Regions from separate parts of the Homo sapiens genome. Here region 1 is linked to region 2. Evidence: read pairs that join two places in POLR2A ChIA-PET (ENCODE). Cell type or tissue: Caco-2. All regions are shown on one strand.

The links. ChIA-PET counts read pairs that join two places held together with the same protein. Peaks named below come from ENCODE experiments on the same cell type or tissue, not always from the same donor. Only the 100,000 strongest peaks of a DNase experiment are listed, where the experiment ranks them.
Region 1: POLR2A ChIA-PET joins it to region 2 with 5 read pairs; 14 of 35 experiments call an interaction of 5 or more read pairs at or near these places.

The regions. Positions count from the first base shown.
Region 1 is chr17:50,794,648-50,799,647 of GRCh38, reverse strand. No RefSeq gene overlaps it. Among named protein-coding and RNA genes, the nearest start is that of MIR8059, 28 kb to the right of the region's middle. RefSeq lists enhancers at 1-512, 513-1,063. In Caco-2, no CTCF peak of the experiment used is centred here; a DNase peak (open chromatin) is centred at 502.
Region 2 is chr17:50,843,665-50,848,664 of GRCh38, reverse strand. It overlaps the pseudogene RPL5P33. Among named protein-coding and RNA genes, the nearest start is that of WFIKKN2, 11 kb to the right of the region's middle. RefSeq lists an enhancer at 3,720-4,245. In Caco-2, no CTCF peak of the experiment used is centred here; DNase peaks (open chromatin) are centred at 2,904 and 4,174.

The DNA.
Region 1 (5,000 bases), 49 kb after region 2:
GCTCCTGGCTCTGCCAGGTCGGCGGTTGCTGCAGGCCGGTGTGAGGGTGGGGATGCCACAGTCCAAGGGTGTTCAGGGTCAGAGCTTCTTAGGGAAAGGTAAATTACCCCACAGGGTGTTATGGGTAGGACCATGTTCCTATCACAAGATATGCTCAAGACCTAACCCCTAGTATCTCAGAATGTGACGTATTTGAAAATAGGATTGTTGCAGATGAAATTAGCAAAGGTGAGGTCATACTGGAGTGTAGGGTGGGTTCTTAATCCAATAGGACTAGTGTCCTTATGAAAGAAGAGAAGAGACAGAGAGACAGACATATGCTCCTGCTCTGTGTGAAAGAAAGAAGACGCGGAGACTTCGGGGAGGCAGCCGCAAGTCTGGGCCTGCCAGGAGGACTGGCAACCACCGGAAGCCAGAAAAGAGGCAAGAAGTCTTCCCCCTCCAGGCTTGGAGGGAGCAGGCCCGTCCACACCTGAATTCCAGACTCCTGGCCTCCAGAACCGTGAAGCAATACCCTTCTGTTGTTTGCAGCTGCCTAGTGTGTGGTACTTAGTTAAGGCAGCTCTAGAAGCAAATACACAGGGCCTCAGACGGGGAGGCCTCAGATTAGAGGGAAATGCCTCTGACTCCCTATGGTGATTGAGACACTGTCATATTCGTTCCTGTCCCCAGCCTTGCTTGTGAGGCCAAGAAAAGCAAAGGCTGAGTAATGACAATGCTAGGCAGAGGGAAGTCTAGCTAACGTCAGGCCTCCTGCTCTCTCCTGATCCAGGGGTAGAAGGAAACAGACCGTGGGCTGCTGGATGAGGCGTCTCCCCACTCCTGGGTCCACCACTCCGCTCCGGCCACTCAGGGCTGCCTGACAGCTCGGGCTTCCGCCTGAGCTCACCCCTGTCTCTGCCACGTCCTGAGCAAGGCCCTGCCTCTCTCCCAGCCTTGGGTTCTCCCTAGCCCTGAGGCTCCCATGGCCATGCCACCTGCTGAGCCCAGACATCCCCTCCTCCCTGAACCCTCCCCTGACCCCTTCCCTAGACGCCTTCTGTGTTGGGGATGCCTTGGGACGGCTGAAGAGGCCCCGTGCTGAACCGCTAAGGGAACAGGACAGTCAGACACACCTGCCTTCAAATTCAGGCGTCACACTTGTAGCTGTGTGACTCCAAGCAAGTTCTACATGGCATCTATTTCCTCCTTTGTAAGGTAGTGATCCCAGCAGGGTTGTGGGAGGCAGCTAGTCAAGGTTGTAAGAGACTCTGCAAGGCCGAGGCTCTTTCCCTGGGTCCCACGGGCCAGCCTCAGGAGGTCCATGAGAGCCCCGAGGCTGGAGTGAAATAGCGCGTACGGCTGCCTACATTGCTCTCAAGCCTTAGCTCTTGCCTTGTTCTCAGAGGGGTTCATGACTTCAAGAAGTTAAGACCCCCACGTAAATCTCCCAGCCCAGAGCCCCTGAACACCGCTCCACTTTGGACTGAGCATCTCTCCTGGGTCCTGCCACCTTGCATCTTGCCCTGAGCTGCATCTGCCGTGTGGTGTGGTGGCCTGTCCCCACAAGGAAAGGGGCCCTCACAAGGCCAGCCTCAGACCCTGTGCCTGACCCAGGGCTCCTTTGCAAAACAAGTTCTTTTTTTTTTTTTTAATACTTTAAGTTCTAGGGTACATGTGCACAACGTGCAGGTTTGTTACATATGTATACATGTGCCATGCTGGTGTGCTGCACCCATTAACTCGTCATTTACATTAGGTATATCTCCTAATGCTATCCCTCCCCCCTCCCCCCACCCCACAACAGGCTCCGGTGTGTGATGTTCCCCTTCCTGTGTCCAAGTGTTCTCATTGTTCAATTCCCACCTATGAGTGAGAACATGCGGTGTTTGTTTTTTTGTCCTTGAGATAGCAAAACAAGTTCTTAATACTGCTCCTTCCCGAGGGGCCCTGAGGCCCAGCTTGCCAAGCGCCCACAACGCACCTCCAGCCAAGGTTTCAACAGATCTCACGAACAACCCCAGTCCAATGGAACACACCATGGAAACCGTGTTGTTTACGTTTCACAGATTTGCCGGGGATAAAGGCTACTTAATGAAGGAGGGCCTGAAAGTACTCATGGGAAAGGAGTTCCTTGGATTTTTGGAGAATCAAAAAGACCCTCTGGCTGCAGACATAACAATGAAGGACATGGACCAGTGCCAAGACAGCACACTGAACTTCCAGAACTTGTTTTCACTCACTGCGGGGCTCACCACTGTGGACAACAACTATTTTGTAGTACCTATGAAGCAGAAGGGAACGAAGCAGGCAGAACTAAGCAATTACTCAGCCCTGTGAGAGTTCTCCCAAAGAGTCGCTATAGGAACCTGCCCACAGCTTCCCCCTGTAGAAGGCTTTCATGAGCAGACCAGGGCCAAGAAAACAGACACATCAAATCCAAATCTCATCTAACAAGCAAAGAAAGGAAGTTAATTAAATAATAGGCTTTTGGTCTTTGGATTGTTTGCATCCTCTTGGCCTCAATTGACACATCCTTTTTAGTTTGGGAAAAATATAGATATACTTTTTAAATTATTTTTTAAGCCTTTGCCTCTGTACATATATATTTTTATATTATATATATATAGTGTTTGGCTGAGCTCAGTGGCTCATGCATGTAACCCTAGCACCTGGGGAGGCTGAGGTGGGTGGACCTTGGGCCCAGGGGTTTGAGACCAGCCTGGTCAACATAGTGAGACTTCATCTCTACAAAACAAAACAAAACAAAAAAAACCAGCCAGGTGTGGTGGCGTGCATGCCAGTAGTATCAGCTACTCAGGAGGCTGAGGTGGGAGAATTGCCTGAACCCAGGAAGCTGAGGCTGCAGCGAGCTATGATCACCCCCACTGCACTCCAGCCTGGGTGACAGAGTGAGACCCTGTCTCAAAAAAAAGTACATATATTTATGTATGTATGTATACATACGTATCTAGAGTTTCTTCTCACTGTGGTTTGAATGTGTACTCCCAAAAACATGTGTTGGAAACTTAATCCCCAATGCAACAGTGTTGAGGTAGGGCCTAATGAGACGTGATTATGCCAGGAAGTTCTGCCCTCAAGAAAGAGCTAATGCTGTTATCTCAGTGGGAGTGAGTTCCTTATAACAGGATGAAGTTGGCCCCTTTCTCTCTCTGTCTCTACCTCTCTTGCCCTTCCACTGTCAGATGATGTGGCAAGAAGGCCCTCACCAGATGCCGGCCCCTCAATATTAGACTTCCCAGCTTCCAGAACTATAAGAAATAAATCCCTGTTCCTCATAATTATCCAGTCTCAGGTACTCTGTTATTGCAGCATAAGACAGACTAAGACACTTCTCTCTCCGTCAACCACATTCCTTTTTTTTTTTTTTTTTTTTTGAGACGGAGTCTTGCTCTGTCGCCCAGGCTGGGGTGCAATGGCACGGTCTCGGCTCACTGCAACCTCCGCCTCCCAGGTTCAAGCGATTCTCCTGCCTCAGCCTCCGGAGTAGCTGGGATTACAGGCACCTGCTACCATGCCTGGCTAATTTTTGTATTTTTAGTAGAGACGGGGTTTCACCATGTTGGCCAGGCTGGTCTTGAACTGCTGACCTTGTGATCCACCCGCCTCAGCCTCCTGAAGTGCTGGGATTACAGGCGTGAGCCACTGCGCCCGGCCTATTCTTTTTTTTTTGAGACGGAGTGTCGCTCTGTCACCCAGGCTGGAATGCAGTGGTGTGATCTCAGCTCATTGCAACCTCCGCCTCCCAGGTTCAAGCAATTCTCCTGCCTCAGCCTCCTGAGTAGCTGGAATTACAGGCACACACCATGACACCTGGCTAGTTTTTGTATTTTCAGTAGAGATGGGGTTTCACCATGTTGGCCAGGCTGGTCTCAAACTCCTGACCTCAAGTGATCCACCTGCCTTGGCCTCCTAAAGTGCTGAGATTACAGACGTGAGCCATCATGCCTGGCCACCACATTCCTTTTCTTCCAGAAGGCCACTCTGCCCTCATCCTCCTCTTGCTTCCTTCTCAGTCTCCTTTGTGCCACCTCCGTGTCAGCCGCTCTTTAATGAGGTGTCCCCAGGGTCCTGCCTCAGTTCTCTTCCTGCCTCTCCCTGCTCTGGTTGCTCTGCTCCCATGGCTTCAACTCTAGTTAAGGTGACACCAGCTGCTATTACAGGCAAACACCAAGGTTTCAGTGGCTTAATGTAATAGAAGTGTATTTCTTCATAGGAAATCCAGTTGGCCTGAGTTCCACAAAGTCACAAAAGTTTTTTTTTGTTTGTTTTTTGAGACAGAGTCTTGCTCTGTCACCCACCCAGACTGGAGTGCAGTGGTGCAATCACTGCTCACTGCAGCCTCAACCCCCTGGACTCAAGCAATCCTCCCACCTCAGCCTCCCAAGTAGCTGGAACTACAGATGTGAGCCACTGTGCCCAGCTAGTTTTTTATTTTATTTATTTATTTATTTATTTATTTATTTATTTATTTATTTATTTTTTAGATGGAGTCTCATCACACTGTTGCCCGGGCTGGAGGGCAATGGTGCGATCTCGGCTCACTGCAACTTCCGCCTCCTGGGTTCAAGCGATTCTCCTGCCTCAGCCTCCCGAGTAGCTGGGATTATGGGCGCCTGCCACCACGCCCAGCTAATTTTTTGTATTTTTTAGTGGAGACAGGGTTTCACTGTGTTGGCCAGGCTGGTCTCGAACTCCTGACCTTGTGATCTGCCTGCCTCAGCCTCCCAAAGTGCTGGGATTACAGGCGTGAGCCATCACGACTGGCCCAGTTTTTAAATTCTTTGTAGAGATGGTGTCTCACTATGTTGCCCAGGCTGGTCTCAAACTCCTGGGTTCAAGTGATCCAGCTGCTTCAGCCTTCCACAGTGCTGGGATTACTGGTGTAAGCCACCATGCCCTGCCCCCTGCCATCTTTGACACATGGCTTCCTCATTGGCCTTGGACATCTGTATCCAGTCAGCAGCCTGGAGAGAACAAGGAGAATGGTTTGGAAGGTT
Region 2 (5,000 bases):
ACATCTCCTCCACCACGTCTGTAGTTACACTGTTCTTTATGTATTGAGATAACTCTTTCTTGTAAGCATCTTTATTTTCTTCCATTAGGTGATGCATCCAATCTGCAACATTCTGACCTATGATGTACTTCTGATGTACTTCTTCATTAAATTCCTTGCCTTCAGAATCATAAGCAGGGAATCATTTGGTACTGTGAGGGATAGACAAGCCTCCATCCACAGCTCCCTTCAGTGCCCCAAAAACTTTATTGCCAATAGTAGTTCTGGCAAAGCCTGCATCCAAATAGCAGGTGAAGGCACCGGGCTGACCATCAATGCTTTCCACATTATAATTCATCTCTGGTCACCTTCTCTTGGCCATCATAGATCTTGTCCATGCCGAACCTATTGAGAAGCCTGCAGGTCAGCACAGGCTGGTACAACAGGCTGCAGCGTCATCTGTCAGGCCAACCTTCACATTGCATTTTGGCAGTTCATGTGCATAAGCTGTACAGACTATCATATCCCCTTCTATGTGAGCATAAGTAATCTGACAAATGATATCTCTATTAGTTACATGACTTTTCCTGTATTTGGGCATGTTATACTTGTTTTTATCCTATATCACCAAGGGTTTCCAAAGATAGTAATCAGTTTTACCCTCTTGTCATTTTCTAAATTTCACGTGTATCTCTTAAAGTAGGCCTAGTTCTTGACGTCTTTAACCACCCCCATCCTGCAGAACAGAGCCCCCTGGGCCCTCTTTTTAAACATTTATGCAGCACACTTATAGCAGCAATGACCACTAACAAAATAATTATTAGACTTTTAGTCAGCACTTCCATGCAAGAAACAAGATGACAGCTGCAGCATAGGTGTCTCTGAAAAGCTGCTGAATAACTGGCCTGGTGGCAGGCTGATTCCTGGGAGGCGGCAGCTGTCATGGGCACTGTGCTGTGCCATGGGAGGACTTAGCCTCTCATTCCCACTGTCTCCTTCCCATCAGCAGCACCCCTACCATATTCAGCTAAAAGTTTGGAGAACTCATCTTCACCTGCGTGTCATGACTGCTGGTGCTGCGTGTGTGTGCGCACTTATTTGTGTCCCTTTTTGGGAACTCTGGGGTATTGAGGGAGGCCATCAAGAACTTTATTTGCATGAAGATATATAAACCTGGCCAAGCACAGTGGCTTACACCTCTAATCCCAGCACTTTGGGAGGCCGAGGCAGGTGGATCACTTAGGTCAGGAGGTCGAGACCAGCCTGGTCAAAATGGCGAAACCCTATCTCTACTAAAAATATGAAGATTAGCCGGGTGTGATGGTGGGCGCCTGTAATCCCAGCTACTTGGGAGGCTGAGACAGGAGAATCACTTGAAGCCAGGAGGTAGAGGTTGCAGTGAGCCGAGATTGCACCATTGCACTCCAGCCTGGGTAAGAGAGTGAAACTCCATCTCCAAAAAAAAAAAAAAAAAAAAAAAAGAGAGAAAAGAAAAAAGATGTATAAGCTTTTCAGGAGAAAAGATGAGGGCATACTGAGGCTGAGATCAGGGTCATGAGACAATGGGAGTAAAGAGAAATTTGTGTCAATCCTTTGTAACAGGGGTGTGCAATAGAATTTCCTGTAATGTTGGAAATATTCTGTCTGTGTTGTCCAGTATGGCAGCTACCAGCCACATGAAACATGGCACTTGATCCATAACTAGCGTAACTGAGGAAATGAATTTTACGTTTTTATTTAATTTAAATTCATTTACATGAATTCAGTACTAACAGTATTGAAGGGTATGGCTTTATAAAATTTCTGTAAACCCTTGGTACTCCCAGAGGTCAAGGACCAGTTGGAAGTGGTGGTTATGGGTGTTTAGAAGGGGAACCGCCATTTGGGGTCCTCAGCCTTTAACTGCGATGGTTAAAATACATATGTAATATCGTGATAAGGGTACAGGTACCAAATTCGGACAGACTTGGCTTTGAATCTTGGCTCTTTCATTTAATGACCCTATAGCCTTGGGTCCTTTAAACATTTAGAGTCTCCGATTCAGCATCTGTAAAATAGCACCTATGAGGGCCTCTTTTCCTCCATAAAGCCTATAGGGCTTGCCCCATTCATTCATTCATTCGACAAACACTTAATGAACATGGTCAGGCTTGTGTTTGGTGTATAGGTCTTTGCCCTCCTGAAGGTTGCAGCTTAGAGTGTGATCTGCCAAGTGGTGAAATAGTAAAATAATATGGTGCCTTCAGAGGGTTGGGAGGATTCAACCGGGCAGTCCACGTAAAGTGCCTGGCGCAGGGGTTAGCATTCTCATGTCCACCCCACTCCTGGCACTGTGCTTCTCCCCTGCCCAGGGTCCTTGAGAAAACCCTAGGCCCCTCCTCGCTTCCAGGCTACCCACCCAGAAAGGAGATAAAGTCACCGTCGTCTGCTCTCACTTAGACTATGGACAGAATTGGATGCATCCCTCACATCAAAACAGAAAACAAGTTATCTGGATGGGTCCACCTCCTCCCGTCGGGTCTCTGGCAGTGTCCTCAAGGCCTGAAAAGGGCCGAAAGCACGCAAGTGCCCCCTTTGCCCCTGACAGACACCTGGGAAGAGGCCCCACCTCCAGGAGAGGCTAGTCTATGTTGGGCTGGGTTCTGCTTTCCCTCATCCGAGTGGGGTTGAGGGTGGCCAGAGTATTGCTGGAGACCTAGTGGAGTACCGTGTCCCGGGGTAATTTGGGACGGGACCGCAGGGACTCCAACGTGACCCTGAAATGGGTCGAGGGCCTCAGGAGCCTGGGAGGCAGGCAGGAGAGGGGTGAGGGGCTTGCCCACCTGCCCACCCTGCCCTCTCCCTCAGGAGATGTCAGCTGGAGGTTTACTCTTCCTTCCTCCTGACACAGCCTGAGTGAGGAGTGTCACCTGACCTCAGGGCACATTCCAGAATGAGGCCACAGCCAAGAATAGGGCCCAGGAACCCTGCCACCCATCCCGCCTGCATTAATCACAAATTCTCCAGAGTAGGAGGGAAGCTTCAGACTCTTCAGAGAGGTGGGAGGAAGAGGAGGAGGAGGAGGCAACATGAGGTGGAGCTGGGAAAAAGAGGGAGGACCCCAGAGAGGCCCCTTCTAGGCTTGTGGTTGTTCAGTGCAGCAGCGCTGAGTGGCCCCTGGTCCCAGGACCCTCTGTTTCACCCAGCAAGCACCCCCATGAGCTCTGAGAGCTGGGCCCACAGCTTCCTGGAGGCCCTAGGCAATGATTCTGATCTGGATCAGCACAAACACAGAGGGAGAGGGACTCAGAGAGGAGTGCTCACACAGCCGGGGGACAGCAGAGGCTTCCCCAAGGAGCTGAGTCTTGAAGGATGAGTAGGCAGAAGGCTGATGAATCTAGGCCAGGACTGCTTGTGTGTGTGATAGAAATACTTGTCACAGGGTGAGGTTGTAAACAGCCCTGAGTGGTATGTGTGTGCTGATGGGAGGCAGTCTCTTTAGAGATATTTGGGGTCCTGATAGGACTCCACACTGCCCAGCCCAGAGCAGGGTGTGTGTGTGTTTGTGTGTGTGTGTTGCACACTAGGAGAAACAACATAACATGAGCATTAAGAGCTCTGGGCTGGGCGCGGTGGCTCATGCCTGTAATCCCAGCACTTTGAGATGCCGAGGCAGGCGGATCACCGGAGGTCAGGAGTTCGAAACCAGCCTGACCAACATGGCAAAACTCTGTCTTTACTAAAAATACAAAAATTAGCCAGGCATGGTGGCACACGCCTGTAATCCCAGCTACTCAGGGAGGCTGAGGCACGAGAATCGCTTGAACCCGGGAGGCGAAGGTTGCAGTGAGCTGACATCATGCCACTGCACTCCAGCCTGGGTGACAGAGTGAGACTCCATCTCAAAAACAAAACAAAACAAAAACTCTGAAGTCAGACTGGCAGGATTCAAGTCTTGGCTCTGCCACTCATCCGATTTGGGGCAAGTTTCTTATCCCGTCTAGCCTTAGTTTTCCTACCTACAAAATAGCCTTCTGTCTCCTCCAGTTGCAGTGGAGCTTACAAGAGCTGGTACCTGGCACATAGGACGTGCGCAAGCATGCTGCTGTTTTACAATAGGACAAGGGGACGGAGGGAGTTCCCCACGGCCTAAGGCAATCACCGATGCTGTGGACTCTAGTCAGGGTTCACCCCATCCCTGCTCTCCAGCCCCACTGTCCGGGGGGTGACATCAGACTACGGAGCGGCTGGCTAGACAATGGAGCAGAGTGTCCTAGCAGGCTGGAGGTGCTGGGGGAGGCGGAGGGTGGAAAAAGCCAAGCTGCCCTGCCCCAGAGGCCCTGGGGGCTGATCTGGAGACAGGCCCGCTCGGGAATAGTCCTCTGAAGAGGCAAACTGAGGGTCAGAACAGGAAGGAGAGAGCCAAGTGGGTGCAGGAAGGTGAGGAGTGAGTATCCAGGGCAGACAGGAGACAGGTGAGTCTAGCCTGGATAAAGGGGCCTCAATTTCGTTATGTCCCAGGACCTAGGCTGGGGCCAAATCTCCTCGATTTGACTGAGCAAAGCAACCTCCCGAGACTGGCTGGCAACCAGGCCCTGGGAGCTCCATCCACCCTTTCCTGAGCTCCTGCTAGATGCCAGGCTTTGTATAAGGCCTAGGGTAACAGAAAGAAAGGACCCCGGCTTGGTTTCAAGGATAGAAAATGAATGCCAGGTAGTAGGTCAGAAGTTATAATAGGTTCGAAACCACCCATTCCCTAAGTGCCCATATTTTCTGAACCCCAAATCAGTCTATAGTGGGTGTTCACTTTGGATATACTCTGTGAGCAATAGAATAAAACATTTGAAACTGCAAAGCCCCAGACCCAGAAACGTGAGGGGAGGCCTTTCGGTTCTGGGGTCTGTTCTGAGCTGAGAGCTGCCGAGGGTGGGAGGGGGCAGGGGGCAGCCACTCGGCGCCAGGTCCTCCTTCCTGGGCTTTCCAGTTGTACCCGGTTAATAGGGCCCAGCTCCCAAGCCTCTTGTAGAGTGATCTTACTACCC